Regions from separate parts of the Homo sapiens genome. Here region 1 is linked to region 2. Evidence: chromatin loops called from intact Hi-C (ENCODE). Cell type or tissue: ovary. All regions are shown on one strand. Each heading gives the region's core, and the rest is flanking DNA. Links, peaks and the distances in the headings are about the cores only. Region 1 overlaps TARID (TCF21 antisense RNA inducing promoter demethylation). Region 2 overlaps TARID (TCF21 antisense RNA inducing promoter demethylation).

The links. Peaks named below come from ENCODE experiments on the same cell type or tissue, not always from the same donor. Only the 100,000 strongest peaks of a DNase experiment are listed, where the experiment ranks them.
Region 1: it touches region 2 in a loop (2.3-fold over the local background); 3 of 110 quality-filtered maps call a loop at or near these places.

What each region holds. Positions count from the first base shown.
Region 1 is chr6:133,577,778-133,594,022 of GRCh38, forward strand. All of the region lies in intron 4 of TARID (TCF21 antisense RNA inducing promoter demethylation), which reads right to left. Among named protein-coding and RNA genes, the nearest start is that of EYA4-AS2, 130 kb to the left of the region's middle. In ovary, for the core only: no CTCF peak of the experiment used is centred there; no DNase peak of the experiment used is centred there.
Region 2 is chr6:133,631,863-133,648,107 of GRCh38, forward strand. All of the region lies in intron 4 of TARID (TCF21 antisense RNA inducing promoter demethylation), which reads right to left. Among named protein-coding and RNA genes, the nearest start is that of LINC01312, 180 kb to the right of the region's middle. In ovary, for the core only: no CTCF peak of the experiment used is centred there; a DNase peak (open chromatin) is centred at 6,234; H3K4me3 peaks cover 261 bases; H3K27ac peaks cover 1,441 bases.

The sequences.
Region 1 (16,245 bases), core at 2,676-10,675, 54 kb before region 2:
AACTTAAAGTATAATAAAAAAATTATAAAGAAACATATTCTTCATTTCATTTAAATTAGAATATCTACAAGAACTGGAGATCACCAAGAAGCTCTGCTTTGTAGGCTGCTTTGTAGTGCAGGGGTAGTGAAAAGGCTGTGTTGAAGCCAGGTGAAACACAGGTGGGCACTACCCCGAGAATGGATCTAGATCAACCAACACCAACAGGCAGAGAAAGAGAAAGCATCAGATTACTGCATGAGTGGCAGGCATCACTTGGCAGCCAGAGCTATAGAACAGAAACATGAGAGATGGCTGTAGAGCAAAAATAGAAATGTGATCATGGAGAAGCAACATTAAGAGGCAAGCATAGGAAGGATTCCAGGAAGATGGCAGAGTAGGAAGCACCAGGAATCTGTCTTCCTACTTAGACAACAATTGCACTGGCAGAATCTGATATAACTATTTGGGAACTCTGAACTCTACTGAAGGTTTACAACTTCCTGAAGAAGGCTTAGACAGTAAATTGTGATTAATTTCAGTCAATTTTGTTTCTTAGTATGAAGAGAGAATCTTGAAACCAGCAAGAGAGAAGCAACTTGTTACATACACAAGATTCACAATAAGATCATCAGCAAATTTTTCGTCAGATACTTTGAAGGCCAGTGTTATAAGAAAAAAAATCTGCCAACAAAAATTCTATATCTGGCAAAATTTTCATTCAATAGTAAAGGAGAAATTAAGACATTCTCAAATAAACAAAAACTTAAGGAGTTTATTCCCATTAGCTCGGCCCCCAGCAAATGCTCAAGGAAGTTATTCAGGGTTAAATGAAAGGACATTAAACTACCTCAATGCCAGGTGAAGAAATAAAGATCTTAATAAAGGTAAATACATGGGCAATTATAAAAGCTAATATTATTGCGACTTTAGCTTGGAGCTCCACCTTTTGTTTCCTAGGTGATTCAAGAGACTAATACATTTTTTTTAAAGTATTAGTCTAAAAGTTAGGGCCAGGCGTGGTGGTTCACACCTGTAATCCTAGCACTTTGGGAGGCTGAGGTGGGCAGAACATGAGGTCAGGAGATCGAGACCATCCTGGCTAACACGGTGAAACTCCGTCTGTACTAAAAATACAAAAAATTAGCCAGGAATGGTGGCACACACCTGTAGTCCCAACTACTTGGGAGGCTGAGGCAGGAGAATCGCTTGAACTTGGGAGGCAGAGTATGCAGTGAGCTGAGATTGTGCCACTGCACTCCAGCCTGGGCGACAGAGCAAGACTCCATCTCAAAAAAAAAAAAAAAAAAAAAAGTTAGTGTTACTGTAACTTTGATTTGTAATTCCACATTTTGTTTTCTACATAATTTAGGAGACTAATGTATTTAGAGGGATGATTGGCTTGTGTTTTGGAGCACATCATATATAAAGGCACAATTTTCTGATATCAGTAACCAAAAATGGTGGAGATGAAGCTGTAAAGGAATAGAATTTGTGTACATTATTAAATGACAGCTAATATGAATTCAAGTTAGACAGTTATAACTTTAGGATATTATATGTAATTCCTATGGTAATCACAAAAAAATCTACAGAATATATACAAAAGGAAATGAGAAGGGAATTAAAATATTTCACTTAAAAAAAACTAAACACAAAAGAAGACAGCAACATGGGAAATGGGGAACAAAAAAACTACAAGGCATATAGAAAACAAAGAGCAAAATGACAGAAGTCCCTCCTTATCAGTAATTACTTTAAATGTAAATGGATTAAGCACCCCAATCATAAAACAAAGATTGTCAGACTGGAAAAAATCACATGATCCAATTCTATGCTGTCTGCAAGAGACTCACTTTAGATACAAAGACACAAATAGCTTGAAAATGAAAGGATGGAAAAAGATATTCCACGTAAATAGTAACTTAAAGAGAGCAGGGGTGGCTATACTAATATCAGGAAAGATAGACTTTAAATAAAAATGGTTACAAGAGACAAAGAAAGACATTATAGATATTAACAAAAATGTCAATACAGCAAGAAGAAAAAACAGGAACATTTACATACCTAATGACAGACCTAATGGCATTAAATTATACCAAGCAAAGCATATCAGAATTGAAAGGAGAAATAGACAGTTCTACAGTAATAGTTGGAAACTTCAACACCCCACTTTTAATAATAAATAGAACAAACAGAAAATAAGTATCAAAATAGAGAACACAATAAGCCAACTAGATTTAGCAGATAGATACAGAATATTCTACCCCAAACAACAGCATACACATTCTTCTTAAGTGCACAAGGGACTTTTTCTAGGATAGAAAATATATTAGGCCACAAATTAAGTTGCAATCAATTTAATAAGACAGATATCATATAAAATAGCTGATCCCGATGCATTAAATTTAGAAATCAATAACAGAAGTAAAACTGGAAACTTCACAATTTTGTGGAAATTAATCAACACTTTTTTTTTTTTTTTTTTTTTTTTGAGATGGAGTCTTGCTCTTATTGCCCAGGCTGGAGTGCAGTGGTGCGATCTTGGCTCACTGCAACCTCCGGCTTCTGGGTTCAAGCAATTCTCCTGCCTCAGCCTCTGGAGTAGCTAGGATTACACATGCCCGGCACCAAGCCCGGCTGACTTTTTTTGTATTTTTAGTAGAGGCAGGGTTTCACCATGTTGGCCAGGCTGGTCTCAAGCTCCTCACCTCAGGTGATCTGCCTGCCACTGCCTCCCAAAGTGCTGGGATTACAGGCGTGAGCCACTGCGCCCAGCCACAAGACATTTTTTAACAATGAAAGTCTCAAAGGAGAAATCATGAGGGAAATTAGGAATACTCAGAGATAAATAAGAGCAAAACACAACTTGCCAAAACTTATGCAGTGGAGTGAAAACAGTGCTAATGGATAAATTTAAACACATTAAAAAACAAAAAGATCTCAAATCAATGACCTAACTTTACAACTGAAAGAACAAGAAAAAGAACAAATTAAACTCAAAGCTAGCAGAAGGAAGGGAATAATAAAGATTAGAGCAAAGACCAAAAAGATAATAGAAAAACAATACAGGAAATTAATAAACCCAAAAGTTAGTTCTTTGAAAAGATCAACAAAATTGACAAACCTTTAGCTAGATTGACTAAGAACAAAAGACAAGAAGTAAATTACTAAAATCACAAATGAAAATAGGAATATTACTATCAATTCTACAGAAATGAAAAAAGATTATAAGAGAGTAGGTATTAGGATCAATTGTATTCCAACAAATTGGATAATCGAGATGAAATAGACAAATATCAAGAAATACAAAATTTACCAAGACTAAATAATGAAGAAATCGAAAATACAAATAGTACTACAACTAGTAAGGAGATTGGTCAGCAAGCAAAATTCTCCTGGCATAGAACAGTCAGCCTGGACCTAATGACTTCACTGGTTAATTCTATCAAACATTTAAAGAACTAAAACCAATCCTTCTCAAACTTTTCAAAAAAGTTGAAGAGAAAAAAACACTTCCTACTCATCAGGAACTAATTTTGAGGCCAGCATTACCCTAATATCAATGCCAGACAAGATTGCTATAAGGAAAGAAAACTACAGACTAATATCCCTATGAACATTGATGTAAAAATCCTCAACAAAATACTAGCAAATTAAATTCAATGACATATTTAAAGCATTATACACTATGACCAAGTGAGATTTATTCCCAAAATGCAAGGATGGTTCTAAATACAAAAACTAATCAATGTAGTAATATACCACATTAACAGAATGAAGGGGGAAAAACTTTTATGATAATCTCACTTGAGGCAGAAAAAGCCTCTGACAAAATCCAACACTCTTTTATGATAAAAAAAAAAAACTAAACAAACAAGAAATAGAAGAAAACAACTTCAACATAATAAAGGTCATGTATAAAAAAAAAACACAGAAAACATCATACCCAGTGATGAAAAACTGAAAGGTTTTCCTCTAAGATCAGAAATAAGACAGAGATGTTCACTTTTGTCACTTCTACTCAACATAGTACTGGAAGTCCCAGCCAGAGCAATTAGGCAAGAAAAAGAAATAAAACACATCCAGGTGGAAAAGGAAGCAGTAAACATTTGAATTAGTTGTGTTTGTAGATAATATCCTATATGTAGAAAACTAAATATTCTACAAAAAACCCTGTTAGAGCTAATAAATGAATTCAGCAAAGCATCAAGAAACAAAGTCAATTCAAATAATTAGTTGCATTTCTGTACACTAAAAATGAACAATTTGAAAATGAAATTACTAAAATTTGTGTACAATACCATCAAAAAGAATAAAATACTTAGGAATTAACTTTACCAAGGAGGTGAAAGATTTGTACAATGAAAATACAAAACATTGCTGAAAGAAATTAAAGAAGACATTAATAAGTGGTACTACATCTTACATTCATGGACTGGAAGGCTTAATATTGTTGTCAATATTACACAAAAAGATCTACAGATTCAAGGCAGTCCTTATCAAAATCCCAAGTATTTTTTTTCAGAAATAAAAACCCATCCTAAAATTCATGCGTAATGTCCAGGGACCCCAAATATCAAAACAATATTTAAAAAGAGGAACAAAGCTAGAAGACTTACATTTTCTGATTTCAAAATGTGCTGCAAAGCAACAGTAATCAAAATAGTGTGGAACAGGCATAAAGACATACATAGAGATAAGTGAAATAGAATAGAGAACTCAGAAATAACCCTCACATACATAATTAAATGATTTTTGACAAGTATGCTAAGACTAATCAGTGAGGAAAAGAGTATTTTTAACAAATGGTGCTGGGAAAAACTGGATAACTGCATGCAAAAGAGTGGTGGTGGACCCTTACCTAACAACATATACAAAAACAAGCACAAAATGGATCAAAGATCTACATGTAAGAACCAAAACTATGGCAATCTTAGAAAGAAACACAGGGCAGAAGCCTTACAATATTGAGTTTGACAATGATTTCTTGGATATGAACCAAAGCCATAGGCAACAACAACAAAAATAGACAAATTGAACCTCATAAAAACTGAAAAACGTGTATCAAAAGACAATATCAACAGTTAAAAGGCAACATACAGAATGAGAGAAAATATTGCAAATCATGCTTCTGATAAGAGATTATCATCCAGAATAATATAGAGAACTCCTCCAACTCAACAACAGAGAAACAAACAATCCAATTCGAAAATGGGAAAGAACTTGATTAGACATTTATCCAAAGAAGATATACAAATAAACAATAAGCACATAAAAAGATGTTCAACATCACTAATCATTAGGAAAATGCAAATCAAGACTACAATGAGATACCACCTAATACCCATTAGGATGCTATAATCAAAAAGATTCAGAAAATAAGTATTGGTGAGGATGGGAAGAAATCTGAACTCTTGTGCACCGTCAATGAAAATCTAAAATGGAACCATTGCTGTAGGACGCATTATGACAATTCCCCCCAAAATTAAAAATGGAATTACCATATGATCCAGCAATTCCACATCTGGGTATATACACAAAAGAATTGAAAGCAGGGTCTTGATATTTGTACGTCCATGCTCATAGCAACATTATTCACAATAGCTAAAACATGGAAGCAATCCAAGTGTCAACCCACAGATTAATGGATAAGCAAAATGTGGTATATACACAATGGAATATTATTCAGCCTTAAAAAAGAAGGAGCCCTGAGGAAATGATGCTGCATGAAATAAACCAGTTGCAAAAAGATAAATACTTTATGTTTCCACTTATATGAGATACTTAAAGTAGTAAAAATCATAAAGACAAGAAGTAGAATGGTGATTTCCAGGGCATGGGAGGAGAGGGGAGGGGTTCTTATTTAATGGGTATAGAGCTTTAGTTTTACAAAATGAAAAGAGTTGTGGAGATGCATAATGGTATTGATTGCACACTGTTATGATTGTTTTAACACCATTGAACTGTACACTTAAAAATGGCAAAGATGGTAGATCTTATGTGTATTTTTCCACAATAGAAAGTATTGCAGGGGAGTTGAACAGAGGAAAGACATGCACAGGAATGAGATTCCAGAGGAATTTCAGGTGGGCTGGAGCTCTTGGAACTCTAGTTGGAAGAGTTTGGGAAAAATTATTATTTTTATTTTTATTGTCTGGAACCAGAGCTTGTAAGTCAGTGAGCAGGGTTTATATTTGTATTCGCAACAGTGCCTAGCCCACTCTTGCTCCTGATGGCAAGTCAGTAGCTATTTACTGATTAATGATATATTTTCTTGATTTATTTTCTTAGGTAGTCTTTCTCTGCAAACTAGGAGAGAGGATTATGATTCTGGCATTATGGAGAAACTACAAGGATGTGCTATAAACCACTGGACTTCTAGTCTGGGAAAGAAAATAGCAATTAAATGAGAGGGGCTATTTGGAAACAATAACTATTTAAATTATTTCGGCTAAGTATCAGCTGGGTTAATGCCAAATGGTTTGTAGTTCTAGTTATCATAGATAGAACAATTAGCTGAACTCCAGCATGAGAAGAAATGAGGTTGTTTTGAAAAAAAAAAACATGAAAAACTAAACAACTTGTAGCTAAAATACACGCAAAACATGCTGTTTTTGCTATACACGTGGTTTTGCTGACAATTTTTGTTTTGTTTTTTAAATTCCTATTTATATAATAAACATTGGTGTTTATTTTGAATGGTATGGATAACATGGTAAGCATTCATTTGGTAGTCAGGTTGTGTAGTTGAATAACATCTCAATAAAATTCAAATGCCAAGTTTAGCATTTTCCATAGACAGTTACATTTGTAGTTGTGACATACTTTTTTATGAATATATGAATACGAAAACTGTAAGGTTTCAGGTGGATAGCCAAATCCAACTGCATTGTGGGCATTATGGATCTCTGACAGGTGATTTTTTTCTCCCTGTGACACTTCCAAAAATTTCTTAATCACTAGGTGTGAATTTCATGTATTTCCCCATAGGACTTTCTCAATAGTAGGATTAAATCCTCAGAACACAAAAAGCCAGAAGAAAAGCTGCAGAATGAGAATGCCAAAAATCAAATGGAAAAAATAGTGATAAGGAAAATATTAAGAATTCCACTTTAAAAGCAAAACAATGATTCCATTTAATCGAATATAACTTTCAAGTCATTATCTCTTCCCTGAACGATTGCAATAGTCTTTTTACTGGTCTTTCTGCTTCCAGTTTCCACTCACTCCAATCTCTCATACACTACTCACAAATTATCTTTCTGAAGTTCAACTCTGATCCTGTCATTCCTCAGCTCATAAACCTTCAATGACTCTTCATTCTCTGAACCATGAAGTACACACTTGAACCTGGCATTCAAACCCCAAACTTGCTGTCCAACTCTTTTATTTTATGACTCTTATAGTCCAATTCCCTTTATGGCCTTTATAGTTCAATCAACTGGACTAACTCCTGTTTTATGTGTGTAACCTGGATATTCTTACCTCCAAGTATTTGATCCCCTGGTTTCTAATAGTGGAAGTTTCTGTATATATAAGTCCTACTCAATTTTACAAGCTGAGTTCGCATACCACCTGTTATGGACTGAATTATTTCTCCCCAAATTTTATATGTTGAAGATCTAACCCTCCGTGTGACTGTATTTGGAGGTAGGAACCTTTAGAGAGTGAATTAAGGTAATTAAAATTAAATGGGGTCATAAGGGTGGGGCCCTAATCCAACAGGACAGATGTGCTTATATGAAGAGGAAGAGACACCAGAAATCTTTCTGCATGTGCACAGAGGAAAGGCCATATAAGGACACACCCTTCAAAGAAGGTCACCGTCTACAAGACAAGAAGAGAGGCCTCACTGGAAAGCAACCCTGAATGCTCCTTGACCTTTGATTTCCAATCTCTAACACTGTGAGAAAATACAATTCTGTTGTTTAAGCTGCTCAGTCTGTGGTATTTTGTTGTGGCAGCTGAGCAAACTAATACACCATCTCCTCTGCAATTCCTCCCTGATCATCACGATTTCCCCTTCCTCCCTTCTCCTGGTATTTGATTTGTATCTATAAATTAGCACTTATCACTTCCCAGGATTAATTATAGTAATTTAGTGTAGCATTTAATATTCGTTTTGGTCCAAATAAGACAAGACTTCATTGTTATTTAATGTAAACGCAATTGGGATCTCTCAGTTTAGGAATTTAGGTATTTAGATTCCTTGCTCAAAATGATCCAGTCTTAGATTCTATTTTTTGGTGTTTGCCCAACCTAGCACTTTCATCCTGAAAATCACCTAATTGTTCAAGCTGGCTGATAAAGCTCAAATCATACATATTCCAGTAAACAGGAGAAAGGAAGTCAGAAGGAAAGGAATAAAAAGGCCCTCTTCTCAAACGAATTAGCTCCCCTTCGAAAGCCTTCTAAAAATCCCAAACAATACTTCTGCTTACATTTCATTAATGGGAATCTAATAATATGTAACACCTAATTGCCAGGGGTGTGCAGCCATTTAGCTGGATGTTTAAAAGAGACATTTATTAGTAAATAGCAGTCTCTGCCATATTTACATTATTTGTATTACTTTTAGAAGCCTGTAAGTTCCTTATGAGCATGTTAATTATATTTATGCATCTTGAAAAGTATATATCACTAAGTAGAGCCTACTCATCTCCTGCTACCTGCTCAGATTTATGGATATCCTAAGTCTTTTGATAGTAACACTGTCATTAAGCTATAAATGTTGTATTTTATGTTGAATTTTCTCAAGATGGGGATTTCCACTCATTGCTTACTAAGGTAAGAAAGCCTATTTGTCTAAACCTTTCCACAGGCAGCAAATTATTAGTATGGTAGTATCTCCTTCTTTTTTTTTTTTTTTTTAACTTCACAAAGGATCGTAAGAGCAGATCTTTATTTTTTTAAACAAAGAAAATAGCTTGGGTATATTTCCAGGAGAGAAAATCCTTTTCTATTGTAAATTTGTTGACTTTAGCACCATCAGATGATCAGGCCTCCATTTCCTCCCAGGGACACTGGCGAAGAGGAATGGGCAAGATGCTTTTTTTTTTAATATATAAATTGCTTAAAAGCCCATCCTCTTCTTTGGGATGATGCTAAGTGCAAACTACTTGCCCTGCTCCTTAGATTGTTGTCTATCAACTCTTCTACTTTTTCTTCACTTTGCTCTCTTATACTCCAAACCAGCATTAGAAATCATAAACCAAGGTGAAGGGTATATGAGATTGACATTGGTGATGGGGTGGAGTTATGGGAGGGGTTAATTCCCACTCTACCAATCCTTGCTTCGATGTCCCAGTTTGTGGAGGTACAGGGTACATACAACCGCATCCGGCAGAGGCACAATTCGGAAATGGAACTAGCTACCTCCTTGTCTTCAGTTTTAGAGTTGAACTGAGCCAATGGAAGGTTGATTTAATGGTTGTCCTAATGGACAGATGTTAAGGCTCCCTTTAGACTCTTCTGGTCCTTAATTCTACTCACAAGGGTCTAAGTCTCTGTCGGACTTTTCTCTGCCAAAGACATCCTGAAACACAACACAATCTCTCTGGCATGGCTCTGAACTCCACCTTTCTCCTGTGAGTACAATAAACACAGAAGTATTCATGCCCTTGCAAGGGATCTTTGTCAGGTCTAACAGAAACACCTAGAGAAATAGAGGCATATCGGTTTGTTTATACTAACTCCTCCCTTCTCCAACGTATCCAATCAGGTTTATAGCAAATAACAGATGTTGTTAATAATCTAGTAAGAACCACTATTATGCCCATTTTCCCAGGAGTGCAACTGAAGGATTTTCTGTAAATATACTAACAAGTGACAAATTGTTCACGTCTATTTTCATGAAATGTTTTGACTGCTGAAGTTGTTCTATAGCAGTTCATTAAAGGACCCATAAAATATGTAAGTTTACATTTTATAAAAAGATCATCAGGAATTTCTTGGCTGATAGTATTTCTTGTATTAAGCATCTGTTTTCTATTTTCTAAAGGCTTGCAGCAGTGGTTGTCCAATTGTATATCAAAAATAGTTGATTTAAGTTGGATGAAAACATTGTAACTTCTTATTAAAGATTAGTAACCCACCAATGAAGCTTCCTTAGAAGGCAACCAGCAATGTGTATGTAGCACATCTGGTTTCAAAATATTAAAAAATGATAAACACCCACCGATACAATCCATCTGTTCTATCTGCATAATTGTCTTATTTTTAAAACTAGGACATGCACTGAGCTTAACATTACACAAAGATGAAGAATTTTGCTCCTCCATGTCTAGGCAGTAATAAATGATTGAGGTCAGCTTTGGAGGAATGTCATGTTTATGACTACATATGTAGGCATTCTGGAAAACTAGCTAAAACCTTATTACAACATAAAAAAGCCTGTCCTTCCCTTAAAATTGTAGGAAAAATCAAAGGGGATAGAATATTAAAAATCACTGACTAATATTTTTAATCGAAGAGAGTCAAGAGTTCAATGAAGACTATTAGTTTAACACTATTAATATCAGCTACCATTTATTAAACAGTGTTTAATTTGTGCCAGACACTATGTCAAGCACTTTACATGCATTGTCTCCTTTAGTCCTCATAACAACCTCTTCGAATCCCATTTTAGAAAAGAAAACTGAAGCTCAGACAGTTAGGTGGTTTATCCAAGGCTACATGGCTAGGGCATGGTGAAGCCATGATTTCCATTTGGGCGGCATGGCTTCAGTGCCCATTCTTTTATGCTCTTGGTGATACAACACAAAATATCTTTTAAAACAATTTAAGTTTCCTTAGAGTTAATAGTTTTTTTCTAAAAGCTATTCTCTTAAATATTAAGAACTTCTTCTCTCCAACCTGCATCTCATCCATAAATTCATTATAACATGAACAATGATAATGATAATAATTAACATTTGTTAGTGTTACTGTGTTTCAGATATTTTTCTTTTTCTTTTTCTTTTTTTTTTTTTTTTTGAGACGGAGTCTCGCTCTGTCGCCCAGGCTGGAGTGTAGTGGCGCGATCTCTGCTCACTGCAAGCTCCACCTCCCAGGTTCACGCTATTCTCCTGCCTCAGCCTCCTGAGCAGCTGGGACTACAGGCGCCCGCCACCACGCCCGGCTAATTTTTTGTATTTTTAGTAGAGACGGGGTTTCACCGTGTTAGCCAGGATGGTCTCGATCTCCTGACCTCGTGATCTACCCGCCTCGGCCTCCCAAAGTGCTGGGATTACAGGCGTGAGCCACTGTGCCTGGCCTTCAGATACTTTTCTAATCTCTTTACAAATTAATTCAATCCTCATAACCCTACAAGATATGTACATTTGTTTCACCTCTTCTTGACCCTTTTCAAATAAGAAAAATGAGGCATAAGAGTTAAATAACTAGCTCAGATCATATAACTAGGACGTGAAGTTCCTAAGATTTGAACTCGGGAACTCTGGCTCCAAATCTATACACGAAATCATTATACATGTACCACCCATATTCCAGGAGCCATGCTAAGTGGTAGGTATTCATTGTTGAATAAAATGAATTCAACACTGTTGAATTTTATTCAACAATGAATAAAACATGGTTGGCTGGGAGCAGTGGCTCAGGTCTGTAATCCCAGCATTTTAGGAGGCCAAGGTGGGCGGAACACCTGAGGTCAGGAGTTTGAGACCAGCCTGGCCAACATAGCAAAACCCTTTCTCTACAAAAACTACAAAAAATTAGCCGGCCGTGGTGGCTTCTGCCTGTAGTCCCAGCTACTTGGGAGGCTGAGGCAAGAGAATTGCTTGAACTCAGGAGGCAGAGGTTGCAGTGAGCTGAGATCACGCCACTGCACTCCAGCCTGGGTGACAGAAAGAGACTCTGTCGTAAAAAAAAAAAAAAAAAATACAAACTATGGTCAGCTTATTTCAGTTAGCATAATGTTTTTAAGCTTCATTCATGTTGTAGCACATATCAAAACTTCAGTCTTTTTTATGGATGAATAATATTGCATTGAATAGATATATCACATTTTGTTTATCTATTTATCTGTTGAACACTTGGGTTGTTTTCACCTTTTGGCTATTGTGAAAAAATGCTGCTACAAACATTGGTTTACAAATAATCTGTGTGAGTCCCTCTTTTCAAGTCATACATATATATAAATATACACACACACACACACATACCTAGGAGAAATAAAATAATGTAACAGTAAAAAGAAAAAATTATCCATACCTTTGGGGGAATCACATTTTAGTACAAGACGACAGAAGTTTAAACCAGAGATTAAAATAATATGATATTGCTATATTGGTAGTTAATGTAGGGTGCTAGGAGAACTAAAAAATGATGAGTCTGGGGCACAGAAATTCAGAAAAGACTTCACAGATGACATTTGAGCAAATTGTTAAAGGATGAGCAGGTATTCTCAAAGACGAAGGTGGCGGCTAATAGGATTGAGAGTAAAGAAAGGGCAGGAGGGTGGAGAAAATATTTCCAACCAAGGAATTCTCGTAAACAAAGGCTCAAAAATGTGCCGGAACCCAGCTGTGATGGTTAATTTTATCTGTCAAGTTTCTGGGCCACAGGTTTCCCAGATATGTGGTCAAACATTAATCTAGGTGTATTTGTGAGAGTATTTTCAGATCACGTCAGCATTTGATTGATGGATTGCCCTCTAGGGAGGGTAAAGCAGTTGCCCTCCCTAATGTGGGTGGCCATCTAATCAGCTGAAGGCCTGAACAGAACAAAAAGGCTGATCCTCTGCAGGAGGAAACTCCTTTTCCTCGATCTGGGACATTGGTCTTTTCCTGCCTTCAGACTCGAATTGGGACATTGGCTCTTAGGTCTTGAGCCTGCTGGCCTTTAGATTGGCACTTACACCATTGGCTCTCCTGGGTTTCCAGCTTGCTAACTAGAGAACTTGGGACTTCTCAATCTCCGTAATCACGCCAGTACCTTATAATAAATTCCTCTCTCTTTCTTCCTTTCTGTCTCTCAAATATGTTTGTACCCTGTTGGTTCTGTTTACCTGGAGAAACCTGACTCATACTGACAATTATAGTTTGGCGTGGCTATATGTAAAGTCTGTGAGTGGAGGCAATGGGGTATGCTTCTTCATAGTTTCTAGAATTAGAAACTTTACACTCACTTTGGACAATTCTCTCTTCTTTACCTATTATATTTGCAGATTCTGCTGACTCATCTTCAGAATGACATCGTAGTTGTTCACTTGTTATTGTAGCACCCAATGTCTTTGGCATTCGACTATACCTTAGCTTTCAGCTCTCTCTTCATGCCCATACTTGATCCCTAGCTATTACTGGCATGTTTCATCACATGCACTTCCCTCCCTTGGTTAACTGTTCACGCTGCTTCCTCTTCCAGTGTTGCCCTTTCCCCATCTGTCTGACTACACTAAACTCATGCTTAAAGGTTTATGAAACAATGCTACCTCATAAGGGTGGAGAGTTCTATTGCTCCTCTGTTCATGATTGTATTCCAATGTCTAGGATAGTGACTGCAACATGAGAGAGAAAGAGAGAGAGAGAGAGAGTGGGGAGAGGGGGTGTTGAATGGTAATAAGCTGACAGCATTCAGAACCTGGGATAAATTGTCAGAGCATTTCTGTTCCACCCATACCCCCTTCATAGTTTGGTTACATGAGCTCAAATTCATTTGGGTTTATGTCACTTGCCACTGAAAAAGCTCTGGCTAATCCACTATCTATAGAGGTTTAGCCATTAAAAGTATGGAAAGAGATGTGTTACAAAAAAATTAGTCACAAGAATGAGACTCCAGCATTCTCTATTGCCTCATGCTCTTCCAATCCTTTAGGATGTGTAAACACTAAAATTCTACTGTAATCGGAGGACCACTTTGAGCATTGGAGAATATCTTATCTCTGGGTGCATTTTTAAAAAAGGATGTTCACTAAAAGCTAAAAGAAGCACTTTATAGTCAATTTATGAACCAACTGCTCTTTTAAGATAGCAGACTGTCATTTCATTTGAAATGGAGGCTATGCATTGGCTCATGTTTGATTGTGATGTCTTACATTTATCGTAAAACAAGTCTCATCATCACATTGCTTATTTATTCCATTATGTTTGATTCCTTTGTATAGTAAGAAGAGATAATCATCTCATCACTTAGGACTTCCATAATTGTTTTGTTTTGCATAACAAACTATTTTAATATTTAAAAAGAAATATTATGGCTAAATATTCTTTTGGTTTGCATAAAAAGAAAATCAGACCCCTTTTCAGATATAATACATGTGAATAGAAGTTAGGATTATTATAGCTCTGAACTCCTGTTTTTATATCCTTATTGCTTTATGAGTGAATTGATGAAATAGCATTCTCTTCTAACCAGTGAAAATCTCTAATTCAGAATATGTTTTCAAATCTTTGTAATAAAGAGAATTTTTCTGGATGGGCATTCGTGCATAATTTCTCCTCAAATACCCAAGTTATAAAATACAACTTCAAAAAAAATGTTCTGGCAGCCCATAAATACGGGACCTATTTCAAAATTACATTTCTACTGGAGCCATTCCTCAGGTTGAAGAACAAAAAGACAGAAAGCAATAATCACACAGAAAGAATGTACTGAACATTATTGCTTGGGCTGCAATTAGACTTTGGTATGAATAATCCAAAATTCTTCCTTACATTAGTTTCATGTTGGTACTACAGGCTACAGAGTGCCCTAAAGAATGATGTCCTTCCTCATATTACAGGTAAACTATAAAACAATATGAGACCTATTGTCTAAGTTACCTCTAAGTCTGCCTTTGAAACCTAAGGTCCTTACTAAGTTCTCTCATCAGGAAGGACATCCTCCTTAAAATTACTCACCCTGTTTTCAACACAATATAAATCATGTGAAAATCTTCTGGTTCCCTTCCCCCCTAGTATTTTGTTTCTCCTTTTTAGAATGTAAAGAGTCTTCACATATTTTACACATTTTAAGTGCCAAGCATCTTTATTAATGAGGGAAGCACAAAAGTCTTCAAAGAGAGAAGTAGAGGTGGAAAGAACAAGCCACCCCTGGACCTGGATCACTACATGGGCTCAAGACATGGACCAGAACACAGGCATCCTGGCTCCCAGTTCATAGTTCTTATTGACTTCTGTGTTGCCTTCCTCTTTTTAGAGAACAGTTCCACATAAATATATAAAGCTCTCCAAAGTTTATTTCAAAGCATATCTCTTCAGGTAAGCCAATGAAAAAACCGGCTGTCATTAACAAGCCTATGAACAGAGGTAATCTGGTTCTTTGTTAATAGAAGTAGATTGGAGATTTGTAATACAGTGTTCCTAGACCCCATGCGCTGAAGTGCCACAGAAAGTCATTAAGAGAGTCCTTTATGCTTTAATGGTTCTATAGCTGTTAGTAGTGTGGGAATTTTTCAGGACATTCAAATTTTCTTCCACCAAATAATAATATCTAGGAATGTTCTTTGATATTCTTATAAAGCGGATGTTTAAATTTCTCTCAGTGATGTTATTTAATGCAGTGAAAGGGGGAGAACTAAATAATGATTTGCAAGATATGAATATTCCAGAATCTCTTAATATTTACTGATCTCTTCAGGGGGAAGCTCATAGTTCTTCTCTTTCCTGCTTCTACCTTTCTAAAATCCTTCAATGGAAAAGGAATTGTTTTTGGTATTGATTGACAAGTTTGATTACTAACATATTCTCTTTTCCAAAATTCCAATAAAGCTTCTGTTGTGACAAAAATAGATAAGAAACCAGCAAGCCCAATGTTATTATTTATACATTGTCACTGTTGTCCTCATTCCCTTTGCATGATATTTGATTTCAAATATCAGACCAGCCATATTTTTGTTTATAATGCAGTGACATTATCAAGATGTAGATAGTTGAGCCATGAAATACCACTTTTCTCAAATAGTAGTTTGATAGCAGGAAATGTTAAGGTTTTTTGATAGAGAAACAATACGTTATGAATTTCCCTCACTACATGTTTGCTTATGCAGTATATTTCAAAAATTTCTCTATAATCATGTGTGTAGGCATCAGATCTTGGAACCAGTGAAAATACAAATACTTTAGAATACATGTTAGGAATATTTATTTTTCCCAAGCTCAGAAGATAAATAACAGTATTTTAGTTGTTGCTGTTGCTCCTTACCTGTTATTACTCTTATAAAAGTATGCATGCCTGCTAATTTTTGTAGCATTCATGGCAAAATCTATGGCTCTAGATCCTATATAACTATAGTTAAAAGTACAACACAGTGGCCTTGGTCATTCC
Region 2 (16,245 bases), core at 2,755-10,754:
AAAAAAGAAAAAATATGACAATAATAAAAGTAACATCTAAGGGCTTAATGTGTGTCAGGCAATAGTCTGAAATTCAAATGTTTACATGTTAATTCACTTAGTCCTCATAATTTCCTGGAAAATGTTACTATTATTATCTCCAGTTTCTAGATCAGGAAACTGGGCACAGAAAAATGAGAGAGCTTGCAAAGTTAAGGAGGAGCTGGGATTTGAACTCAGAAAGTCTCACTGCAGAACCTGAACTTATAAATGCTACACTCTTCTACCTCTAAATAAAAAACAATAACAGTGAAATTAAGTGGAAAAAGGCAAAGAATTGGAAGAATTCACTCAATAAACATTTCATTCAATAAATATTTATTAAGCAATTCAGAAAGATACAACTTCTGTAATCAAAGAGCTTGCAATTAAGTGGAAGAGAGAAAATGAAAGAAACAGAAAATGAAAGAATGCAACAGAGTAAAAGATTACAGGAGAACTTTATGCTGTACCAGGTCTCAGATTCATACTGGAGAAAGCAGCTATATCTGCCCAGGGGATGGTGTTGCGAGAGTTTCTACAGGAAGCAATATCTGGGCTGACTCAGAGAACCAACACTGGCAGCCGTAAAAACTGTGGGTTGGGAGAGGTGAGGCCTGAAAGGGGGACAATTAGGGTCTGCTGTAACACAGCATGTGAGAGCTGGTGAGGACCAGGCAGGAGCATTGACAGCTGGATTAAAGAGGGTGGGAAAAACTGAGATTAGATTAGGAGGAAGAATTGTCAAGAGCTCTTCATCAACATTAAAAAGGGATGTTGTGAGATGGTTCCCAGGTTTCTGACTTGGGCAACTTGATGATGCTGCCAATTTACCCAGAGAGGAAACAGAAGACAAAGAGAACTTTAAGGGTATTAGAAGAAGAAAGATGAGATAAAGATGATAAGCTATTGATTTTTGAGTTTGAAATCTCCATAAAGCTTCTAGGTTGAGATGTCTAGGAGCTGTATGGCAGAGTATACAAATCTGGCCAATATTAGTATATCACTTGCAATTAAATCCTTCAGAGTAGAAGGATCTAATTCTCTCTATTGAGAGAATATGGGTAATGAAAGAACAGTAAAGGATGGAACTCTAGAAAACAGTGCACAAAGGACAAAGAAGTTGAAGAGTAAGATAATCTATCACTCAAACCAAGGGGACTTCCACTTACAAAAAGATCAGTAATGATGTCAAATGCAACAGATGGCCACTTACAATACACAAGGCGAAGCATTCGTGGAATTTGCTGTCAGGTGATTATTGGCACCTAGAGCCTGGAGGGCAAGCTCTTGAAGAGAAGAGGATAACTTTCCCCATAAAAGAAAAAGAAAACAGAAGAACACACAAGATAAAGATGAATCTGTCAGTGTTTTAAATGGAGGGCAAAAGTTGAGGATAAACTATGAATTAGAGAGTGAACTTCATACTGAAATGTTAATGGAATCAATGACAGTGGTGAATATTTGAAATATCCACTGAGGGAAAAGGACAATTTAAAAGGTTGTCAGATGACAAAGAAGCCCACTTGGTACTGAGAAGGATCAATTTGCAGATGCACTGATCTGTGTCCTATCAGACTCCCTTCAGCAATCCCCCCTCGCAACAGGAGTTTGTGATTAGAGGGTGGGAACTTGGGTTTTAAGAATTAGTGGTGGAACATTATGAATGCTCAAAAGGAAAGGGAAAGAGTTAATGAGAAATGTCTATTTTCTGATTATCAATTGTTAAATTAAACATCTATTGAACACCTGTGTTGTGCTCTGTGGAGGGTGATTATTCAACTAATCATAAGCTTCACTGAACACCTACCATGTATGCTATACTATCTTAGGCACTGAACTTTCAAAGCTCTATGACACCTACCTTTAGGGTGCTTACAGTCTAATGGAAGAATCACATAAGAAAACCACAACATCAAAGCAATGTGGAAGGGGCTATGATAGAAGTAGGCCCAGGATGCTGGTGGATTGTAGAGAAGGGAAGTCTAAAACCAGATTGGGAAAGGAGGGAAAGAAGGAAGATTTTCTGATGAAGCCATGCCTGAGAGGTAATGACAACTAGGAGTTAGTCAGATTAGTGCTTGGGTGAGGCCTAAGAAGACACTTATGAAGCTGAGAAGACAAGGAGGGCTAGATCAAAATAAACTTTATAAACCATGTTAAGGAATTTGGATCTTATCCATTCATTATCCCTTTTTAAATCATATTACTCCTAACAGCAATTGTGAGCAAGTATTTATCCTCTGAAGATAGAGGAACATCACCTGAAATGGTTGTAGCTCATGTTAAAATTTCTGGAGCTTCCAGGTTTAAAAACAAATGTGAATTTTGTAACCTACTCTATATTATATCAATTTTAGTAGACTTTGAATTATTTACCTTCAAATAAATTAATCTTTAAGAAGATGCACCATGGTCCTCCTGGAGCTTCTTGTCTGTGAATGATGGCGGTAGGTGAAGAAGAAATCATTGAATTATTTTAAGTAGGAGTTGCATAATCAGATTTCTGTTTTAGAAAAATATCCCACCAACGTGTTGCTTGGTTTGGGAAATCAAGAGAAGGATGTGAGAAGTCGCTGGAAGGCTGCTGCAGCAACTCAGACAAGAGATAATGAGTTCCTCGGTCCTATCAACATGAGTAGAAAGAAAGACACTGAGTGAAGAATTATTAAGGCAATAAGAGTGTCAATGACTTATGGCTATGGGGAGTGAGTCAGAGAACCCAACACGACAACCAGGTTTCTGGTCTGAATGCTGTTCCCTAAGATAGCAAATGGGGGAGTAGAGTCAGGGCCTGAAGATTAGAAGCAATGGTAAGTTCTGTTTTGAACATTGCCTTTGAGAGCCTTGTGGGACATCCACGTGCTGATGACTGACATGCATTTGGGCACATATATTGGAATGGCCACATGTGGAAATTGAAGTCCTGTGGGGAGATAAGGCCATCCAGGGACAGGGCCTCAGAGTTTATAATGTAGTTGGAGAAATGACTCAGAAATCACAAAAACAACCAATAAGTGGGTCTGAACAATCTGTTCCAACTGGCTGTGGAGTGCTGATGGCACAGGGAGTTAGGGACTGACTGAATTGAGGTGGGTTAGTGAGGGAAGGAACACCACTGAGATCTATTACAGACCTCAGAGCCCATGGTCCACAGCATCATCCTGAACTGAGAGCCGCAGACACAGGCTGCACCTTCTTTGCTGTTTAACCTTGTCTAAGTTCATGTCACCAAACCATCTGCACCTGCCCAGAACAATGAAGATGCCTTATAGTCCTTGGGATGACCTATGTACAAGAACTTGTAAGGTGTGAAGACAATGCAATGAATAAGTGATCTCCGAGTGTGTGCTATGAGCATTGAGATGATGCCCATCTTCCTATTACTGGTTTGGCTCTGGCATGCTGTGGCAGCTGGAAGGTGTTTCCATAGCAGGTGGTGAGAATTCCTCTGCTTCTGGGTACTACATGACTGACTGTGCAATAGAGTTCCATGATACCTTCCAAACCTGAAGTTGCAGATTTGAGATAGTCTAAGAGGGAAAGGCAGCCTTGAGGACAGTTTTTGTCTGAGTATATTTTAGTTTCTAAAGCATTTCAGTACCTTCTGGGGCAATAAGATGCAAAATACAAAACTAGACTTGTTCTAATGTTGTGTTTATATAGGGCTTTCCCAAGTACTCCTAGACAGAGGAGAAGAGAAAGGGGGAAGATTGCAAAATGTGCTCCCTGCCCTCCATTCTCATTTCAACCTCTGGGCTTTGCATGTCAGAGCATGCGACCCTGAGGAACCAGTGTCTGAGCAAAGACAAGGTTATTACTGCCACATGAAAATGATGTAACCTGGACATCAGGCTCTGGGGAACAGAAGGCAAGTCAGATGGGTCAATAGATGGTGACAAAACACGGAGGTCAATAGGTTGAAGATCCTGATAAACTGGAGAGCTATGAGGTATGACTGAGATGAATTTCTGGTTTCTTTTACATCATGGGAGTTATATGGTTATTGTTTTATAGTTTTTTAATTTTAAAAGCGGGCATGAACTGAGGAGGAGAGTTGTGAATAGCGGACTATTTTTTAATTTATATGCCAGGCAAAATGTGAGAGGATAGGGAAATCTAAAACTTATAAGGAAATGTAAGCCATAGGCTCTTGTAGCTCTCATGGAAACTTTCTTTAAAATAGTTACTTTTTCACTTTGGAACATGTTGGAGGGTTGAGCTTTTTATAAGACTAGATTCAAAATGAAATACATTAAAAAAATAAAATGCCACCTAAATGTGTTTGTAGGTAGAGAAAAAATTATATAAAACCTTACACTTTCACATCTGGCCTGTCAGCCTTGTATATAACTTTTCATAGTCTTCATTTTTTATTCTACAAAAGGACGGTTATTTAAATTTTCTACATTGAATATGTCTCTCTTTTTGTAATCAGAAGAAAACAATGCAACCTCATTAAACAACAAGAAAACTATAATTGTTACCAAACTCTCAGTGTTTCTTAAGCAAGTCTCTATTCTTTTTTTTTTTTTTTTTTTTAAGACAGAGTCTTGCTGGAGTGCAGTGGCATGATCTCAGCTCACTGCAACCTCCAACTCCCTGGTTCAAGTGATTCTCCAGCCTCAGCCTCCCGAGTAGCTAGGATTACAGGTGAATGCCACCACCCCAGGATAATTTTTGTATTTTTAGTAGAGACGGGGTTTCACCATGTTGGCCAGGATGGTCTCTATCTCCTGACCTCGTGATCTGCCCGCCTCAGCCTCCCACAGTGCTGGGATTACAGGGGTGAGCCACCATGCCCAGCCCCAAGTCTCTATTCTTTATAACTGATATGAGAGCTAGACTCAAACTATCTCAGCAAATGGTATGTCTCCTGAATGGCCCAAAGCAGATTTGCTTTACATGGTTCACCTGTGAGTTCTCTGTAATTCTAGTTTCCAAAGAGTCTTAATCTTGGAACTTCTAAAGGATCAAGATTTATGTGGCCATAAGCGAAACAGTTCTGGAATGAATAAGATCTACAAGTTTAGAAATCCTCGGGCTATTCTCTAAACAAAGACGTGAGAAACTATTAATGTTTATACTAAAGATTCCCCAGTGTGGGTTTTTTTTTTTTTTTTTTTTTTTTTGCCATTGTAGGATATGAATGGTTACGTCCTCTGCAATCTCTATATAGTTGCCTTTATGCAGGGTGCCCCTACGTTGTAAGACATGGGTGTGGGAGAAACTAGAGGGGTGGCTTACCTACTTTAGTCATAAAAGGAGGCCACTGTCAAAACACACACACACACACACACACACACACACACACACACACACACACACACACCCCTTCTCAACCGTGGTTATAAAATAGCAGCTCTGAAGATCTGGAAGGAAGAAAGAAGTAAATCAGCTGACCTTTATAATATTTGGCTAGGCTGACTTATTCATTAGACACAATAAGCCCAGTGCCCAGGATCCACAATCTTTTTGGGAGTCAACGAAAAATATTTTATTTTCATTTAAAGTCAGAAGAAAAGAAAACCAAACTTTTAAGTTGAAAAAAAGGCTTTAATATGTAATATGAGTGTATTCATCTTTATACCAATGCAGTCATAAACCATAATTATCAGTATCTTTTATGAAGGAAGTTGCCCGTACAGGAAAAGGGGCTAGGGCTCCTGAAAGTTATAATGTGGCCTGATCACTATACACCATTCAGTTGGCTGCAGAGACCCTTTTGAAAATAGTATCTGAGCCAAGCCTCCCCATTCCAGAAGCAGGATGCTTGTGAAACTAGAATCTTATGTTTCATTACTAAAGAAGTCAGTTAACTTTCTTCAGAGGAAAATTATTCCATAGCAACCAAGCCATGTACGAAATACATTACTTGATCATGAAGTGAGACCAAACATGAAAAATTTTACATTGTTAAATTCAAATTTATTGTCTCTACAGGAAAAAATGATTAAGGATTCCATTTTTTTTAAATTAACTTGTTACAGAATTTGCTATTTTAACTAACTACCATGAAACTTTGATTTGGATAAAAACATTGAATTAGCTCATGATTCTCTGGGTCAGAAATCTGGCTTTCAGTGGGGCAGTTCTGCTGACCTCAACTGGGCTCACTGCAGTCAGTCGGCACCTTGGCTGTGGCAGGCGCTGTCATTCATAGGCTGGCAGTGGGCAGGCTGTCTGCCCATCAGGGTGCCTGAGTCCTCCCCCATGTAGCCTCTGCTTCAGGTTAGTCTGGGCTTCCTCACGCTGCGGTGGAAATGTTTCCAGTAGCAAGAGGGCAAACCTCTGCTTGTGTCACGTTTTCCATGTCTGTGGCCAAAGTAGGTCACATTGTCAAGATTAGATTCAAGGGATGGAGAAACAGATTTCAGCTCTTGATGGGCGTAGTTACAAAGTCACTTTGCAAAGAGCATGAATGCAGGGATGGGAAGAATCGGTGGCCATTTTTTTAACCATCTACCACACCTTTTCCTTCAAAATTCTCATATCAACACTTCTGCCAAGTAACCCCCCTTTTGAGTTTTTATTTCAGTTCAACTGTTTTACAGTTTAAGCTAAAGCTTAGCTTGGTTCCTGGGAAATAAAAATGGAGATGCAATTGAAACAAGTTCAGTATTTCCTTTAAAACCACATTTTATTTCATTTATTTTTTTCACTCAAAGAGGTTTATTAAGCTCCTCCAACCAGGCAACATAGCACAGTGCCTTGGGAACAAGATTCCTGGGTTTAAAACCCCAGTTCCACCATTTACAAGTTGCATGATCTTGGGCGAGTTTCTATTTTTCTTTATTTTGTTAACTTTTATTTTAGTTTTGGGGGTACATGTGCAGGTTTTGTATATAGATAAGCTCGTCACAGGGGTTTGTTGTAAAGATTATTTCATCACTCAGGTTCTAAGCCTTGTACCCAATCATTATCTTTTCTGGTCCTCTCCCTCCTTCCACCTTCCACCCTCAAGTAGGCCCCAGTGGCTGTTGTTCCCTTCTTTGTGTTCATGAGTTCTTATCATTTAGCTCCCTCTTATAAGTGAGAACATGCAGTGTTTGGTTTTCTGTTCCTGTGTTAGTTTTCTAAGGATAATGGATGGAACATGGATGGGACTCCAGCTCCATCCATGTTCTCTCAAAAGACATGATCTTGCTCTTTTTTATGGCTGCATAGTATTCCATCTTGTATATGTACCACATTTTCTTTATCCAATCTGTCATTGATGGGCATTTAGGTTGATTCTATTTACTATTCACAATAATCTTTGCTATTGTGAATAGTGCTGCAATGAACACTCACGTGCATGTGTCTTTGTGGTAGAATGACTTATATTCCTTTGGTTATATACCCAGCAATGGGATTGCTGAGTCCAAAGGTAGTTCTGTTTTTAGCTCTTTGAGCTATTGCCATACTGCTTTCCACAATGGTTGAACTAATTTACACTCCCACTGATATGGTTTAGCTCTGTGTCCCCACCCAAATCTCATGTAGAATTGTAATCCCCATGTGTTGAAGGAGGGGCCTGGTGGGAGGTGATGGAATCATGGAGGTGGACTTCCCTCTTGCTGTTCTTATGATGAAGTTCATGATGAAGTTCTTTTGAGATCTGGTTCTTTAAAGGTGTGTAGCACTTCCCCCTTCGCTTGCTGTCTCTCTTGGCACCATACGAAGATGTGCGTGCTTCCCCTTTGCTTTGTACCATGATTGTAAGTTTCCTGAGGCCTCCCCAACCATGCTTCCTGAACAGCTTGCAGAACTGTTAGTCAGTTATACCTCTTTTCTTCATAAATTATCCAGTCTCAGGTAGTTCTTCATAGTAAAGTAAGAACGGATTTATTAGTTTTTACTACTAAAATTTGAAATTTTATTTCTCTAATTCTTATCTCTGACTACAGTCTTGGGATTTTATTTTTTCCTCTCATTTTTGGAGTTAATGGTAACAGTGTAAAATGATCATGCTGGCTCAAGTTGAATGCATGTGCTTTTTTCAATTAAATTCCTTGTTTCAGGTTTATTCTTTTTAACTTCCATGATATTAATGACTTATTACATAAAATTATTTTTATAATTGTTTAAATCCATGGCTTTATATTATAAATGATGACCTGCTGTTTCAAGATCCTTAAAGGACAGTTTCCACCTTCATATTCCCAACCTGTTCCTTACCAAAGCATACTTGCTAGTTTTATATTTAAACAATATGTAGCCCTATGACAATGCCAAGATTTCAGCATGCTACATAGATAAAGGTCTTGGACTTTGTTATCACCTGGGTTATGAGTTTATTAATAATACAGTTACATAGAAGTTATACACTGAATATGAAAATAATGTCAAAACACAACTAAGTTAAGAACTATTTTATCAGGGAAGCATAGTGGCTTTCCACTGATATTTACATTTTAATGAGTTAGAAATGTTATGGCTTATAGTTTGGATAGAATATAGGTGAAATGAATAATGTCTACACTTGAAAGTGAGCTATTAAGTCAGTGGCTTTGTGATGTAGATGAAATAACAGCCTTATTTGTACTAATTTACAGACTCTTGAACTTTCTTTGCGAGGCATTCTAGCTAAAGAAAAGCGAAGTCGTTTCCTACTATCCTCTTTCATTCAACCCTTATCTAAAATGAAAACCACATTTTTTAGTTAGAACTGATAAACTGAAGAGTTGGTGATATTTATGGATTGATTGTTTTAAGAATTTAATCTCATTCATCCCTCTTTTCTCTCATGAGATACAATAAAGCCAAAATACATGGAATGATATGTGTTTACTTAGATTGAAAATACATACATAATTTATTTAAAAACCAATTAATATGAATCTTCTATTAAGACCAAACATATGCATATACATTTACACACACATTTTTAAAATGCATGCATATATGCTTCTCTGTGTGTGTGTGTGTGTGTGTGTGCGTGTGTGTGTATGTGTGTGTGTGTGTTGATATAAGATTCACAAGGAATCCTAAAAGACTTTTTCATCCCAGGTAGAAGATACAGAAAGTCTACTATTCATTAGGTTTCATTAACTGCACAGGAGTTAGTCAACAAATATTTGTGGAATAAATTGATGTATTAGTAATAAATGTTTTGTAGAATAGCTAAGGCTTAAGAGTGTAAGTCTTCATTATCTGACTTGTTCTGTTCTGAAAGCCTTTGCTTCTGCATGGATATTCTGCTTACTGAAGAGTGTCCTTGATAAAAGCCTAGGATTTACTACCTGTGAGTTACATCTCGAAAGGTTCTCATTTGACTGTACCTTTCGCACCCACTCTAGTTCCACCACATAATGTATAAATAACTCAGTGAGGGGAATTGTTTAGACAAATAAATGGTTTGGAAATACTAGCTGCACATGCGCTTTCCTTCAGAGTACATTAATGAAATTAACTCACACTTCAGCGTGCCTTCTAGGTCACCAATTTATGAGCATCGGAAACCACACTCCTGAAAGCCTAGTTGGATGAGGTTAGGTATGAATCAAGGAAAGGTTTCTTTTTTTTTTTGTAAGCAGCACAGTGGAAAAGAAAGCAGAGTTTTGTGGATGGCTTTTTATGTTTTTCACATACTTATTAAAATTTCCCTATGGACAGTTTGGTCATCCATCTACTGAAAATAGTAAATATAGGCTGCGGTGAACTGTGGTTGCACCACTGCACTCCAGCTTGGGTGACAGAGCCAGACCCTGTCTCGAAAAAATAAATAAATAAAAATGAAAAAAAATAGCCGGTCATGGTGGTGTATGTCTCTGTGGTCCCAGCTACTAGGGAGGCTGAAGTGGGAGGTTCACTGGAGTTAGGGAAGTCAAGGCTGCAGTAAGCCATGATTGTGCCACTGCACTCCAGCCTGGGCAACTGAGTGAGACCCTGTCTCCAAAAAATAAATAAATAAAGGAAAATACTAAATACATACAAATTACCATATTCGAATTGATTTTTTTTCTACCCCTAGGAAGGTAACAAATAGTGATAACTTCCTCAGTCTAGCTATTTGTAGATATAAATGTATATGTATTTATTTATAAATGTATATGACTCAAAGGCAGCAGAAAAATAAAGATAATTTTAGAAGATGCAAATTAATAAAGAATGTTAAACCATTAGAATTATCCAGCGAAATAATTTTTATAAAAGATAAATACCATAGTGCCCATCAGGTGAGTAGAGTTATGCTTTACCATTTTTGTTTTAGTGAATTTTAAATGTATCTTCAAATAGATCTCATAATAGATCTACTAGATGTTGAAATAGTGAATAATTCAATTAGAGTTATCATTTTGCATGCAAGTTTTCATAAAATCATCTGCCTTGGCATAATGTTTTCATGTCTGTAATAATCTTAATTTTAAATTTTTAGTGTAGAAGTATAATTTCACTTTCATTTCTTTTCCCTTTAATCGCATGTTTATTTCATGAAACATGTAATCTCCAGAGGAGTGATTCAGCAGACTGTGATATATTAATGTAAAAAGTGCAATAGTTTCACTGCTTTTGATGAAGAGAACTATGTAGAAATATGGAGAGAAGTGATATGGAACTAAAAATTCACATTCAGAATAATGTATGAACTTGAAAGAAACTAAATAAAATTTTAAAAAGGAGAGAGTTTGTATGTAGTGATTTAGGTCCTTGAAATAGTTTTAGTTTTTATATTGTTATCAGTAAGTTTTTTCTTTTAGTCTTCTTTGACCAAATGCCTAAAATATACGTATATTATAATTGAATGTTTGTTAATTTCCTAATTCATTTGATGTATGATTAATCACCACATTTAAATATGCTAAATGTAAACATGTGAAGAGACATTTTCTCAATAGAAAAGAATGAAATGAACTTTGTGTTTTGCTTAAAACGGTGTTTTTTTTTGTTTGTTTGTTTGTTTGTTTTTGAGACAGAGTCTCCCTCTGTCACCTAGGCTGGAGTGCAGTGGTGCAATCTCGACTCACTGCAACCTCCGCCTCCCGGGTACACGCCATTCTCCTGCCTCAGCCTCCCGAGTAGCTGGGACTACAGGCGCCCGCCACCACGCCTGGCTAATTTTTTTTGTATTTTTAGTAGAGACGGGGTTTCACCGTGTTAGCCAGGATGGACTCCATCTCCTGACCTCGTGATCCGCCTTGGCCTCCCAAAGTGCTGGGATTACAGGCGTGAGCCACCATGCCAGGCCAAAACAGTGTGTTTTAAAAAAATTTTTCAGTTCATTAAAACTTCAAACTCTAGTCCTAGTGATAATAAACATTTTGATGGCATGTATTTTCTCATTTGATATAACACATATTTTTACTCCAAAAAACAAATTTATTTAGATTTTTTGTTTCTGTATATAAAGAAGATTGTGGAATGTCAAAAAATAAATGTGAGCCCCAATTTAGCAAAATAAGTGAAATAATCCTCAGCCATGGCAGCAACTTAATAATTTGGAAAGACACTTTGTCCTTAATATGTAGCTTCTAAAGTGTGGATGTGATACCCATGATCACTGATGCCACTGGTGTCTGCTGTGTATATGCTGGATGCACTTTGCAAATGCTACCTCTAATCTTCATAGTACCTGCATTTTACACTTGCAGAAATTGAAACAATGATTAAGCATCTTACTCCAAGTAATCCAGTCTCCAAATACATGTATCCTAAGAACCATCAAAGATATTATTACAATCTTCACAGCTTTGCCAGTTTATCTTCTCAAAGCCTGCCAATAATACCTACCATGAACTTCCTCTGCAAAGATCTGCATTATTTGGTGAATATTATGGGTAGGAAAGCAGTAAGATGGGCATTAGGAGACATGTTCTAGGACTACTTTGCTACCAGTTAACTATGTGAACTTGGACAATTAGTTTCTCTCAGCCTCAGTTTTCTTCTTAAAAAATGTCAGGGTTAAGCTAAAGGTTTACCTAACTCTAAACATTTTCTTCTAGCTTAAATATTTCTTTGAATAGGGATTTCTTTCTATGGGAAAAAATAGGACTCTCAATGTCATGTTGAGGGAGCTCTTGCAAAGGAAAAAGTCCTTATTGAGAGGCAACTGTGCTTCGACTCTTTGCCATAGGAAATCCTCTTGTTTTTACTTGCTCCTTCTCCTTAAACATCATATTTATCACACATGAAAGTGTATTATTAACAACTTCCCTATTTAATATTAATGGACAAAAATCGGGTGCCGTAGAATACTGACCTTTGAGGAGTAGGAGTTATGTACATTTAAGTGATTTATCTTTAAAAAAATTATTTTAAGGCCAGGCACCATGGCTCAACCTGTAATCCTAGCGCTTTGGGAGGCCAGGTGGGGAGGATCACTTGAGCTTGAGCCCAGGAGTTCGAGACCAGCCTGGGTAACATGGAAAGACCCTGTCTCTACAAAAAATAAAAAATTAGCCAGGCATGGTTGTGCATGCCTATAGTCCTAGCTACTCAGAAGGCTGAGATGGGAGAATCACTTAAGCCTGGGAGTTTGAGGCTACAGTGAGCCATGATCACGCTACTGCACTCCAGCTTGGGTGACAGGGGAGATCTTATCTTTAAAAAATTAATTAATTAATTAATAATTTTAAGAAGCTCATAAGCCAGTATGAACGTATTTAAATTAGCTATTATCTTTATGATTTCTATTATTATGAGAACTAAAAATAGTAAAATAAAATGAAAGTTGTTTTTCACTTTTATTTGCCTTCCTGTGTTCTTATCTATATGATTATATTGTCTCCCCGCAGTCCAATTGATAAATCCTTAAAGGATTTTGAAACATTCTGCCTGTACAGGATCTTGACTCAGTGTCTAGCTAACATGCTGGTTTTCGGGAAAAAAAAAAAAAAAAAAAAAAAAAAAAAAAAGCCTAATGGGAAAATGTTGCATTACCCCCAACTCAGCCATGTTCTTCCGGCCCTAAGTTTGGAGCCCTTGACTTTAACCTAGCTGTGCCTTTTGTCTGATTAGGAGGGGCTATTTATTAGGAGTCACACAAAATAAACACGAAAAGTTTGCCATAAAATATGACAACCACTTTAAATAATGTTAACTTAATTAAACTTTAAACTTTATTTATATAGTTTATGGCTTTAGTGTGAGCTCTTCTCGGATGTTTACTTCAGTGGAAAATCCATCATGTGAGTGCCTTGAAAGGAATTAATCCCCTTACCCCTGGCACAGAGCTCAGCTCCAACAATTCAGATCTAAATATTTAGTGATGGATGATACATGTTTATGGAACAGAGGGCAGCATGACATTTAAATGTGAACTGCGGTTTCCATCATGAGCATATGGTTGAAAAGACACTGGAAGCTGAAGTTATGCCAACCAACGGAAGTTGATAAGTTTTTTTTTTTATGCTTGCCTTTTTTTTTTCTCCCTTTTGTCCATCCCATCTGTTTCTGAAGTCTCTTTAACAAAACTATTCTTACAGTCAACTTTCCAGAAAAGAAGTTCTGCTGACTCTCGTGCATTTGGTAGTGCATCCCATGGTTAAACTAATAGCCTTGCTGGGTGTCAGCCAAAGGTTACAGGCCTCTCAAAATATTCCTGGAAAAAAAAAGTTTATCACTAAACCGAAGTTTCTCATTAGTAACCCTGTGGTGTCTAATCTGTGAAATTACATGATTAACTCCTTTGCAGAGTCTGCTGCAGTTAGAGCTTGCAATCCCACAGGAAGTTATTAAAAGTATCACCAAGATAATTCTCTAGCTTTGTACTTGGCCCCTGGGGTAAAGGAAATAGATCATTAGATGAGTACTTTATAATAAAGTCATAGATCACTCACAATTATTAAATGACTGTCAAGGAAGATTATTATTTTAAAAGTTGAGGACAGTGTGATTTGAAAAACAAACAAAAACCATGAAAGAATTTCTTACTTCCTTTGTTTTGGAAAAGAAATGGGAAACATACTGTTTTCTCCCCCATGCTGTTTGAAGTTGATATTTTAATGTCTCTTTCACACACAGATATCTTACCTTGTGCTTTTTTTTTTTTTTTTGCCTAATGTTGTTTAATTGTTCCTTAAATGAAAGACATGTTTCTTATTGTAAGTAAATAAAAGATGCAGAAAAAAGTCAGAGAAAATAGAATGGAGAAATATTTCATGAATATGTGTAAATAGCGGAAGGAGCTTTTTCCTATAGAAGACATGTGGCCATGTGCGTGGTCAGTAACTCACTGGAGGTTCTTAGAGATTATTCTAGTTACTCATTTGATACAAAAAACAATCTTTATTAGCCAGGACACTCTGCCCTTGATAAGAGCAGAATACAAATATACCAATCTTACAAGGAAAAGCAATACCAGATAGCTCTCATTATTAGTCCAAATCTGCTACACAGTGCAGCTGTTCTTGGTAAATTCAGTAAGATATTGGCTTTCTGAGCTATACTCTGGATTCTGAATCTTACTCTGGTCCAGACAGAAATGTTCCATGTGTCTGCCTCTTGTTTTGCTTTCTAAAATATTTACTGTAACTTCTTTATTTTAAAAAAAATCCTAGTTAATCAAGTACATGATTTCTTTTGAAACCAATTCTTGACCAGGCTGGAGTTTTATAATAAAAGCCTTGTGGGTTATTGAACCAAACCATTCAGATGCCTGAGTTTGACTAATTACACTGGCACTTGGCACTGGCTCAATAGTGATGTTTAAAGATGCCGAGTGGACTCAGTAGAAAATGCCTGTCATGTGAAAAAATTCTTGCACACATAATGCCAAACGTTTTACAAATTCCTGACTGTCAGACCCACTAAAGGGGACAAAGCAGGACACTGGTAAAAGATTGATTTTTTTGTTGTTGTTTTCATTCCCTATGATTGTCTGAGTCTAACCAGAAAAAGAACATTATCCTACAATTTCATTAAAAGGAAGTAGATGACAGTTGAAAAAGAAATCCAGGTTTTCCATGCAACACTTGGACAGCAGTTTCTTTGAACAGTTATATAATCAGCTTCTGATATGTAGAATATTACTTCAAAACAAAAAAGTACACCAATCCAAAGCCTTAGTTTTACCCATCATTTCAGGTCAATAGAAGCATAAAATGCAGTGTAGAGATCAACAGACACTCTATTAAAGACTGATGCAGAGGGAAATTCTTGTATTATAGATGCCCTTCTGTGCTTTCATATCTCCCTCAGGGGCCCAAAAAGGACACTAGTAAGGTGTGCGTGAAAACACATCTAGTTGCCACCCCAACAACATTTAAAGCATGTGATAAGATGTGGCTGTGGTGGTTCTTGTAGTAATTCTTAATCACTCTTGTCAGGGGTGCTGACTTCCCAGGGTTGTCAAACTGCCCATGCAGAGGGCCAGCTTGGGATGCAAAGGGGACTTCTGGGGTGTGATTTGAGGCCTGCAGAACGGATGCCCACCCAAAACATCTGCCTCAGTCGTAAGCCATGGTGCTGGGAACTCCCGGGAAACCATTCATTTCTTTAATATAAAAATGGGAAAATGCACATCTGTGTTCAGGGTTAGGAAAAATGTAGAGCCACAGACATTCATGAGTACATTAGTGCTAATTAACAGGTTACATTAGTCACCTCAAAGAGTCCTAATTCTATATTTTATTTAATATATATTGACCATTTACATGTGTCAGGAACTGTGCTAAGTTTGTATATTAATGCATTTGATGCATACAACATGCTTATGAGGTAAACACCATCATCTCCCAATTTTACAAATAAAAGCAGGAGTAGAGAAATGGGACGCAGTTTCCCCAGTACCATACAACTGAGAGACGATAGGGCCAAGATATAAACCAAAGTAGTCTTAGCCCAGGACTATACTTATTGTTTATACTGCTTCTGTGTGAGGCACTGGATGAGGCTCAGAACAGATGGGTTTGGAGAGAGCATAAGAAGCAAGTAAGGGCCCACTGGAAATTCTGTAGGTGGAAAGCTGTCTCCAAAGGCAAAATTCATGCTGCTGTTGGGGACTTGAGATAAGAGAAGGAAGACTCTCCAAGGTCAACCTTGTCTGCTATACCATTTTTCCCGTGACTACCCCGGCCTGCTTTCTGTAGGAATCCCATCATCACCCTAGGTCCACTACACATGACTTTGCTTCTTAACAGAGAAGAGCAGAATGCAGAAAATATCACTGTCATAATATCACAGAATGCTGGAGGTATATTAACTTAGATAGATGGTTTCCCTGGTCTCCATCCAGATGAAGAAACAAATCACCCAGAAAAGTTAAGCAGTTTCCCCAATGTCCCCCAGTGTGCTAGTCCCAAAGCT